Linked DNA regions of Homo sapiens: region 2 is linked to region 1. A link is an interaction called in ENCODE POLR2A ChIA-PET data of the cell type or tissue named here. Cell type or tissue: GM12878. All regions are shown on one strand. Links, peaks and the distances in the headings refer to the core of each region. The heading gives the core; the rest is flanking DNA.

Region 1 (5,371 bases), core at 63-5,062:
CAGCCTTGGGCTCCCAAAGTGCTGATATTAGATGTGAGCCATCACTCCTGGTCTCCATGCTTCTCTAAGTCAGGGTCTTGCTATGTGGCCCAGGCTGGAGTGCAGTGGTACAACCATGCTCACTATAACCTCAAACTCCTTGTCTCAAGCAATTCTCCCACCTCAGTGCCCCCCAGTTAGCTAGGACTACAAGCATGTGTCACCATGGCCAGCGATTTTTTTCTTTTTGGCAGAGATGTGGTCTCGCAGTGTTGCCCAGGCTGGTCTTGAACTCCTGGCCCAAAATGATACTCTCACCTTGGCCTCCTAAAGTGCTAGGATTCCAGGCATGAGGCACAGTGCCCAGCCTATTCCATGCTGATGTGACAAGCATTTCTAAGCTCAATAGAAGGGCTATATATACCAATCCAAGCAATTACATTTTGCATAACCTAAAATCCTCTATAGTCCTATCTAAAAGGTCTCTTTGTTAGCCTTGAAAGGACAGAGACCGTATTTGTTCCTAAATACCATAATTTTAATATGTTAGTATCTGGTGAGTTATAACTCTAATTTATAAAACACTGCAAGCACCCTTCACTATAAAAAATTGATGCACCAAAGAAGCTAGATGGAAACAGTTTGCTAGGAAAAGTGTCCCAGTTATTTTAATCCATTTGATAGTTTTACTATGTGCAATGCACATTTTATTATAAAAGACAAAACAGGCTGGGTATGGTGGCTCACTCCTGTAATTCCAGCACTTTGGGAGGCTGAGGCGGGTGGCTCACCTGAGGTCAGGAGTTCGAGACCAGCCTGGCCAACATGGTGAAAACCTGCCTCTACTAAAAAACAAAAATTAGCCAGGCTTGGTGGCGGGCGCCTGTAATCCCAGCTACTCAAGGGACTGAGGAAGGAGAACTGCTTGAACCCAGGAGGCAGAAGCTGCTGTGAGCCGAGATCACGCCACTGCACTCCAACCTGGGCGACAGAGCCAGACTCCATCTCAAAAATAATAAATAAATTAAAAATACCTATTTGTAATATGTGAGGAATGAGACATCAAAGTTCTGCTATGGAAAGGAAAAAAGTAGTTCCTGGAGTTCATAAATGGTTTTTCCTTCTTAGGTATCAAACACCTTGCCTATAAATGTCTGACACCAAGCTGTCTCCCACATACTCATTGCTCAGGGAAACCGTAAGATATTTGAGATCTTCTGTAATCAGCTGTAGTACTATAAAACTTTCTGAATAAACCTGCTAGTCCTGTGGCCTGTGGCTACCAAATCATGTGCCAAGATGTATCAGGGCCCCATGGAGGAACTCACAACTACCTTGGGATATTTTAAATTTCAGAGTAATTCAGTGATACTCAACATAAGCCAAGACACTAAGCAAACTATTAGTTTCAGGTTGTTCAGTTTCAATATGAGATTGTACTGCAAACCCCTCCATTAAGTTTCATCTTCTAAAAACTGAATTTCTGGTGGTTGCTATAACTCAAAAAAACACAGGTACCCACCCCACCAAAAAAAAATAATAATAATAATGGGGAACAAGGAGTGAGATGATAGAAGTCATTTCAAAGTTTGAGAAGTTATATAGTATCCAAAAGCCATACACATTCCATTGATAGGTATGGTTATATAAGAAACTATATATATTTTTCTTTCCAATAATGTAAATTCGTTTTTCCAATAGCTACTAGGCTGCTAAGACAATATAGTTATGTTGCTTGGATACAGCTATGTCATCAAAGCAACTGCTAGTTACTCCTTTTGGCTTAAGAGCACAACAAAACTCCTCAGACACCAAGGGCACTATATACCAGGAAGGCTTGTGAACCTCTGTCCTAGCGAGTTATTTTATGTGGTAGTTTCCACTCTAAGATACAAAGGTGAAAGCTGTTCAAGGTAATGTTTTATGGAAAATGTAGCACTTTTTTTTTTTTTTTTGGGTGGTGCGGAGAAGGAGTCTCACTCTGTCGCCCAGGCTAGAGTGCAGTGGCGCTATCTGGCTTACTGCAACCTCTGCCTTTCATGTTCAAGCAATTCTCCCGCCTCAGCCATCCTAGTAGCTGGGATCACAGGTGTGCACCACCATGCCCAGCTAATTTTTACATTTTTAGTAGAGACGGGATTTCACCACGGTGGTTGGCCAGGCTGGTCTTGAACTCCTGACATCAGGTGACCTGCTCACCTCAGCCTCCCAAAGTGCTGAGATTACTGCCATAAGCCACCGCACTTAGCCAGCACTATTTTTTTTTTTTTTTTTTTTTTTTTTGAGTCGGAATCTCACTCTCTCACCCAGGCTGCAGTGCAGTGGCACGATCTCAGCTCACTGCAACCTCCACCACCGGGTTCAAGGATTCTTGTGCTTCAGCCTCCCAAGTAGCTGGGACTATAGGAGCGCGCCACCATGCCTGTCTAATTTTTGTATTTTTAGTAGCGATGGGGTTTCACCATGTTGTCCAGGCTGACTTCAAGTGATTTACCTGCCTTGGCCTCCCAAAGTGCTGGGATTATAGGCATGAACCACCACGCATACCCACTTAGCACTTTTCTATCAAGCAACTCTTGTGGCTTTCCACATTCCGTCTTTTGAGCACTCTTTTTTTAAAAAAATTACTTTCTTGCTTTGGTTTTAGACCCTGAAGCATTCTTCTTTTAACATCCCCAGGAGATAAAAGAATTTTTCTTTGTTCAAGAAAGACTCAAGGTCAAATATCACTCTCTCACTGCCTCCATAACAAATTTTAGACTCTCAGGACTCCATTATCATGTTGTCAAGTATGCAGAAGCTAGTTTAGATTATATAATAAAACAAACTGGAAGTACAGAGACATGGTTAGTTACTTTGCAATAAAAGGACCGCTGGAGAAATTATTGTCCCTTTTTGTGAAGTGAAAAAAAATAAGCCTTCTGTCAGAAATGCTGGGTTCCAATCCTATTTTGGCTTTTTTTTTTTTTTTGGGGGGGGAGACACAGCCTCTCTCTGTTGCCCAGGCTGTAGTGCAGTGGCGTGATCTCGGCTTACCGCAACCTCCACCTCCACCTCCCCCTCCCCCTCCCCCTCCCAGCCTCCCAAATAGCTGGTATTACAGGCATACGCCACCTCGCCTGGCTAATTTTGTATTTTTAGTAGAGACGGGGTTTCTCCACGTTGGTCAGACTGGTCTCAAACTCCCAGCCCCAGGTGATCCATCAGCCTTGGCCTCACAAAGTGCTGGGATCATGGGCTTGAGTCACTGCGCCTGGTCTGCAGTTTTTGTGTTGTGTTTTGAGACGGAGTTTCACGCTGTTGTCCAGGCTGGAGTGCAATGGCGTGGTCTGGGCTCACTGCAACCTCCACCTCCTTATTTCAAGCGATTCTCCTGCTGCAGCATCCTGAGTAGCTGGGATTACAGGTGCCCATCACCACACCCAGCTAATTTTTTGTATTTTTAGTAGAGATGGGGTTTCATAATGTTTGCCAGGCTGGTCTCTGAACTCCTGACCTTAGGTGATGCACCCATCTCAGCCTCCCAAAGTGCTGGAGATTACAGGCGTGAGCCACCGCACTCGGCCCTGTTTGTAGTTTTAATGTGTTAGCCAACTTGTATAAAGGGTCAGCCAGTAAATATTCAGCTTTGCAGGCCACAAATATCTCTTATCTCATTCACATTTTTTTTTTTTTTTTTTTTGGTCTCATTCTGTTGCCTAGGCTAGAGTGCAGTAGTGTGATCTTGGCTCACTGCAACTTCCGCCTCCTGTGTTTTTTTAAAAATATACATTTAAAAAATGTAGGAATCATTTTTGGTTCATGGCCTAACCACAGGTTTTGATAATTTAAATTTGTTTTATCTGGGACATGATCATATAGCTTGCTAAGGCTTTTTTTCTTTTTCTTTTTCTTTTTCTTTTTTGAGACAGAGTCTTGCTCTGTCACCCAGACTAGAGTGCAGTGGCGTGATCTTGGCTCGCTGCAACCTCTACCTCCTGGGTTCAACTGATTGGCCTGGCTCAGTCTCCCAAATAGCTGGGACTACAGGTACGTGCCACCACGCCCAGCTAATTTTTGCAATTTTAGTAGAGACGGGGTTTTACTATATTGGCCAGGCTGGTCTCGAACTCCTGACCTCGTGATCCGCCTGCCTCTGCCTCCCAAAGTGCTGGGATTACAGGTGTGAACCAGCACTTTTTTTTTTTTTTTTTTTTTTTGAGACCGAGTTTCACTCTTGTTGCCCAGGCTGGAGTGCAATGGCCTGATCTCGGCTCACCGTAACCTCCACTTCCCAGGTTCAAGCGATTCTCCTGACTCAGCCTCCTGAGTAGCTGAGATTACAGGCATGCACCACCACGCCTGGCGAATTTTTTTTTTTTTTTTTTTTTTTTTTTTTGAGATGGAGTCTTGCTCTGTTGCCCAGGCTGGGGTGCGGTGGCCTGATCTCAGCTCACTGCAAGCTCCGCCTCCTGGGTTCATGCCATTCTCCTGTCTCAGCCTCCCGAGTAGCTGGGACTACAGGCGCCTACCACCATGCCTGGCTAATTTTTTGTATTTTTAGTAGAGACAGGGTTTCATCGTGTTAGCCAGGATGGTCTCAATCTCCTGACATTGTGATCCTCCTGCCTCGGCCTCCCAAAGTGCTGGGATTATGGGCGTGAGCCACTGTGCCCGCCTGAATTTTTTGTAATTTTAGCAGAGACGAGTTTCTCCGTGTTGGTCAGGCTGGTCTCGAATTCTCGACCTCAGGTGATCCACCTGCCTCGCCTCCCAAAGTGCTGGGATTACAGGCGTGAGCCACCGCGCCTGGCCTGCTAAGGCTTTCATAAGAAAGTATCACACACTGGGTGGCTTAAACAGCAGAAATTTATTTCTTCACATTTCCACGAGGCTGAAAATCCAAGGCGAAGGTGTCAGCAGGATTAGTTTCTTCTGAGGCCTTTCCTTGGTTTGCAGATAGCTATCTTCTTTCTTCCCTCTGTGCTAATCTCTTTATATAGGAGGACAACAGTCATTGGATTAGGGTCTATCCTAAGACCTCATATTTACTTGTCATTTAAAGACACTTTCTCCAAATACAATCCCATTCTTAAGATGTACTGGGGGTTAGGACTTCAATGTATTAATTTTGAGGAAACTGATAAAATTCTAGATTGCTGAATTTGAGGAAAGGAGATTGATTCTCCTGGTTTCAGTGAACTTAATGTAAAAAGTGAAGCTCTGATGTACCAGTGTTTTTTGTTGTTGTTGTTTGTTTTGAGACAGAGTCTCTGTTGCCCAGGCTGGATTGCAGTGGCATGATCTCAGCTCACCGCAGCCTCCACCTCCCGGGTTCAAGTGATTCTTGTGCCTCAGTCCCATCCCTCAAGTATCTGGGACTACAGGCCTGCATCACCATGCCCAGCTAATT
Region 2 (5,371 bases), core at 372-5,371, 840 kb before region 1:
ATGGAGGTCAGAGTGTTACATCAGGTGGTCAGGAATTACCTTAGGTAATTCCTCCACTCAAAACCCTTCAGTGACTTCCATGACATGAAATAGGAAGTCATTGGAGGGTTTGAGCAGAGGAATGACCTGTTTTAAAAGGCTCACTCAGGCTGCTGTATGGTGAATAGAGTTGCGGAGGGGTGGCAAGAGAAGAAATGGGAAGACCTTCTGCAGTCAGAAAGTTTCTGCAGTAATTTAGAGATGGTAGTGAATTGATCTAGATTGGAAACAATGGAATTAGAAGTGTTTAGATTCTTCTAAGCAAAGGTTTTAAAAACTCATTTTTAAAGAATGAGTTAAGGGCCGGGCATGGTGGCTCACACCTGTAATCCCAGCACTTTGGGAGACCAGAGGTGGGTGGATCACCTGAGGTCAGGAGTTCAAGACCAGCCTGGCCAACATGGTGAAATCCCATCTTTACTAAAAATACAAAAATTAGCCGGGCATGGCAGTGCATGCCTGTAATCCCAGCTACTCCGGAGGCTGAAGCAGGAGAATCGCTTGAACCCAGCAGGCGGAGGTTGCAGTGAGCCGATTGCGCCACTGCCTTCCAGCCTGGGCAAAAAGAGTGAGACCCGTCTCAGAAAAAAAGGAATGAGTTAAAATTTGCTAGTACTTTGGATTGCAGGGTGTGAGAGAAGAGGAATGAAGGATGATACCAAGGTTTTTAGCTTAAGCAACTAGAGTTGTCATCTGAGATGGGGATGACCTTGGAAGGGGAAAATCAGCAAGAGTTTGCCTTTGCACATAGTCTTAGGTGCCTATTAGACATTGAAAAAGAAATGGCAAGTAGGCAGTAGACAGCAGAGTCTGAAGTTCTGGAAGAGGTCCAGACTGGAAATGTACATTTGGAGGATGTCAGCCCTGTGGGAATGGAGTTAGGAAAATGCTATGATTTGTTCCCTTCCCTGTAGTTTAGTTTTTACCCTGGCAGATTTGAGGCCTGCTTTGGATTTAGAGAAAGCTGAGTTGGCCAGGACTTTACTATTATGTAACCAGGACTACAAATGTCAGCAACTAAAAATAAAGAAAGTCAGGCCCTCTTCTGCCCTTCGAAATGGCTACAGGGACCAAGTATGCATACCCCACAAGACCAGAAGTAAGGAAGGACCAGTAGGAGGCTGGAGGTAAAAGAAAAATAAGGGCCCAGCACGGTAGCTCATGCCTATAATCCCAGCACTTTGGGAAGCGATGGATCACAAGGTTAAGAGATGGAGACCATCCTGGCCAACATAGTGAAACCCTATCTCTGCTAAAAACACAAAAATTAGCTGGGCGTGGTGGCACGCGCCTGTAGTCCCAGCTACTCGGGAGGCCGAGGCAGAAGAATCACTTGAACCGAGGAGGCAGAGGTTGCAGTGAGCCGAGATCGCACCACTGCACTTCAGCCTGGCAACAGAGCAAGACTTGGTCTCAAAAAAAAAAAAAGAAAGAAAAAAAGAAAAAGAAAAGTAAGTTGCCTCTCCCCCTTCCAAAAATGGCTGACATTTCTCTTTGTTGCCCACAGTGTTCAAGAAGGAAGTGTATCTTCATACATCACCACACCTGAAAGCAGGTAAACTTAACCTACCCTTTTCCAAAAATTTTAAACGGCAGGACAGTAAATATTTTAGATGTTAAAAGTCCTATAGTCTCTAGCGTGACTCTTCATCTCTGCCACTGTAGCACCAAAGCAGCCATAAACAATATGTAAATAAACAGATGTGGCTGTATTCCAGTACAACTTTACCTACAAAAACAGGCATCAGACCAGCTTGCCAACTTGTGGCATAGACTGTTTGCTACATGGAGCTTGTTCCAGCCACTCCCCATTATCCTGCAGATGTGCTTTTCCAGACTGATCCAACTGCAGAGATGGCAGCTGAGTCATTGCCTTTCTCCTTCGGGACACTGTCCAGCTGGGAGCTGGAAGCCTGGTATGAGGACCTGCAAGAGGTCCTGTCTTCAGATGAAAATGGGGGTACCTATGTTTCACCTCCTGGAAATGAAGAGGTAAGAATGTTAGCCCTAAAGCTAAAGGGGGATGTTACCTTTCCCTTCTCAACTAATATCTATGTTCCCTTTCCTCATTTCCTTGAAGGAAGAATCAAAAATCTTCACCACTCTTGACCCTGCTTCTCTGGCTTGGCTGACTGAGGAGGAGCCAGAACCAGCAGAGGTCACAAGCACCTCCCAGAGCCCTCACTCTCCAGATTCCAGTCAGAGCTCCCTGGCTCAGGAGGAAGAGGAGGAAGACCAAGGGAGAACCAGGAAACGGAAACAGAGTGGTCATTCCCCAGCCCGGGCTGGAAAGCAGCGCATGAAGGAGAAAGAACAGGAGAATGAAAGGAAAGTGGCACAGCTAGCTGAAGAGAATGAACGGCTCAAGCAGGAAATCGAGCGCCTGACCAGGGAAGTAGAGGCGACTCGCCGAGCTCTGATTGACCGAATGGTGAATCTGCACCAAGCATGAACAATTGGGAGCATCAGTCCCCCACTTGGGCCACACTACCCACCTTTCCCAGAAGTGGCTACTGACTACCCTCTCACTAGTGCCAATGATGTGACCCTCAATCCCACATACGCAGGGGGAAGGCTTGGAGTAGACAAAAGGAAAGGTCTCAGCTTGTATATAGAGATTGTACATTTATTTATTACTGTCCCTATCTATTAAAGTGACTTTCTATGAGCCAAGGTCTTTTACTTTTTCTTCTTGCCTTTAGGGGCTTCAGGGGGTTTCCCCTCAGCTACAGCCAACTGTTTCTTTAGATCCAAGAGTTTCGCCACCTCCGCAGCAACCTCGTTCTTGTCTGCCTTTTGTGCTTTCAGTTCTCGGACAATGTTTCCCTAAGATAAAGGGGGGTGGGGAGGTAACAGTGAGGCAAGAAAAAGATCTATTTAGGATTCAGCTTGTCCAGTCTCCCACAGGGCTTAAGCTTCATACTTGTTTTGTCACTTCATCCATCAGCGCTTGTATCTGCTGTGGCTTGGCTGTTGTAACAGTCTCTACAACTGCTGGCTTCGGGGACGTTTTTGCCTGGAGAACAACAAAGTTATCACCAGCAACCATAAATATCCCCTAACCTCCAGTTTTATACAGCATCTCAGAGGGAAAGTGGTTACCTTTAAGTCGAAGGTCTCTTCTAGTTAAGACAGGAAAGAAAAACTGTAAGTGAGGAAGCGGCAGGGCCAAAAGATGGAAAGAGTGATGGGTGAGGACTACTTAGGGAAATTAGGGAAGTGATGCTGTGGCTGTTGTGGAGCGAGGGCACAGCCTTTAGCTTTCTCACCTGGCCCCCTCCAAAGCGCTGCCTTAAACTTTCAATCTGGTCATTTTCCAATTTTTGGAACAAGGGACTGACCTGTAAAAAAAGAGTTCCAGAATCATCTACTGATTGGATACAGACTCTACCATAGACTATACAGATGACCTCTCCAACCCCAATCTCTGATGTGTTTTAGAAAGAACGAGCTTAACACTGAGCTAATATCTGCTGATTTTAGGAAATTAGCTGTAGCTTTCCCTGTGAAACCCCAAATAATTTGTAGGGTCAAAGATTCTTTAAGCTCTCTAAGGATGCTAGGCTGATCCAGAAGTTTAGCAATGTACTTACTTTTTCATTTTGTGTCAAAGAGGAAATGGCTTTCCTGTATTTTCCCTGCCCACTATCTGCTAGCATTATGGAGACTAGGTGATCACAGTGTTTCTTCAAATATCTGTTTACCAGTTAGTTTTGTGTGCCAGGTTCTGGTTTCTGGCATGAAGAACAATGAAGATGTACAGATAATTCCGGACTTGTGAACGACTACCAAGGACTTTATATCAGAAACTTAGGAGTCCCATGACCAAAGTAACACTGGAGAGATGTTAGGTCTTCTCTCACCCACTCCAAAAGCTGCATGGCAAGAGTATCAATTTTAAGAGAGGCTGGCTCTTCCACCTACTGTGCCAATCTGGTGTCCTGCTGGTAAGGTACACAGGAAGTTTGTCAGCAGGATACTGCAGGCTGGAGGTGGGAGCTGCAGCTGGGCCTGGATTGTGGCACTAACCGTGGGCATGTAAGGCTGAAGCATGACAGAGAGCAAGGCAGCTATATTCACTGCCAAGCCAGTCACTGTTCCTGCCCGTTGCCTGAGGAAGAGGAGACATTAGTCAAGACCTCCAGGAGGATACAGCTTACAAGCCACTTTATGCCTTTAGCCAACCCTCCCCGCTTACCTACCTGTCAGCCTCACTGCCTTTAATCCGCTTCCAGGGCTCATTCACCTGAATATATTGGTTGCCATGTCGAGATATGGTGAGGATACTGCGCAAGGCATCCCGGATCCTGGGAAGGGAGGAAGCAGGCCAAGGTGTAATGTCCTACAGAGACCAATACAAGGAGGCTCTCAACATGCCAGCAGAAAAGACAGAGGTGTCAGTTACTTACCGAACCTTCTCAAGTAGCTGGTGATAGTGCTGGAGCTCCAGGGTGACATGGGCCAGCAGGCGCTGATCATCAGGGGTGAGCACCATCTCAGGCACATAGCCCCCAAAGAACTTAGACACAAACATCCCAGCTCTTGGTTGGGAGTAGGAAAGCAGAAGTGGAAAAAAGAGGGGAAGTTATTATCCCGTCTCCTTGTTAGAATTTCACCCAATTTCCACAGCTGTACATTCTCTCAGGATTCCTGCCTGGAACAGGTAACTCCTGGCTCCCTCAAGCTAGTAGACAAGGCCTAATTATTTACTCTTTCTCTCCCCTAAGAATCTGACTCTGCACATAAGAAACCTGATTAAGTTAAACAACTGTACCTCTTATTTTTAAGAAGTCATTACTCGGCCGGGCGCAGTGGCTCACGCCTAAAATCCCAGCACTCTGGGAGGCCGAGGTGGGCAGATCACCTGAGGTCAGAAGTTCAAGACCAGCCTGGCCTGGCCATGGTGAAACCTCGTCTCTACTAAAAATGCAAAAAATTAGCCGGGCGTGGTGGTGTGCACCTGTAATCCCAGCTACTCTGGAGGCTGAGGCAGGAGAATTGCTTGAACCCGGGAGGCGGAGGTTGCAGTGAGCCAAGATCGCGCCACTGCACTCCAGCCTGGGCAACAAGAGAGAAACTCCATCTCAAAAAAAAAAAAAAAAAGTCATTACTCAAAATGACCAAGCTGAGTATGTGTTAACTGCTATCAAACAAACACTCTAGGCAAGTACTTTTTTTTTTTTTTAATTTTTTTTTTTTTTGAGGATTCTCACTCTGTTGCCCAGGCTGGAGCACAGTGGCATGATCTTGGCTCACTGCAACCTTTGCCTCCCGGGTTCAAGTGATTCTCCTGCCTCAACCTCTTGAGTAGCTGGGATTACAGATGTGCGCC

The links. Peaks named below come from ENCODE experiments on the same cell type or tissue, not always from the same donor. Only the 100,000 strongest peaks of a DNase experiment are listed, where the experiment ranks them.
Region 2: POLR2A ChIA-PET joins it to region 1 with 9 read pairs; 4 of 35 experiments call an interaction of 5 or more read pairs at or near these places.

Annotation. Positions count from the first base shown.
Region 1 is chr12:56,673,812-56,679,182 of GRCh38, reverse strand. All of the region lies in intron 1 of PTGES3 (prostaglandin E synthase 3), which reads left to right. Among named protein-coding and RNA genes, the nearest start is that of PTGES3, 12 kb to the left of the region's middle. In GM12878, for the core only: no CTCF peak of the experiment used is centred there; no DNase peak of the experiment used is centred there; H3K4me3 peaks cover 394 bases; H3K27ac peaks cover 1,335 bases.
Region 2 is chr12:57,513,929-57,519,299 of GRCh38, reverse strand. It overlaps MARS1 (methionyl-tRNA synthetase 1), which reads right to left. Exons shown (of 21, transcript NM_004990.4): 16 at 4,449-4,580; 17 at 4,242-4,346; 18 at 3,964-4,150; 19 at 3,309-3,380; 20 at 2,963-3,055; 21 at 2,648-2,865. The coding sequence ends at 2,719. It overlaps DDIT3 (DNA damage inducible transcript 3), which reads left to right. Exons shown (of 4, transcript NM_004083.6): 2 at 1,547-1,594; 3 at 1,862-2,031; 4 at 2,120-2,707. The coding sequence starts at 1,894. The coding sequence ends at 2,491. It overlaps LOC128125814, which reads left to right. Exons shown (of 2, transcript NM_001414991.1): 2 at 1,547-1,588. The coding sequence ends at 1,588. It overlaps MIR616 (microRNA 616), which reads left to right and starts at 41; the gene lies at 41-137. In GM12878, for the core only: no CTCF peak of the experiment used is centred there; no DNase peak of the experiment used is centred there; H3K4me3 peaks cover 637 bases.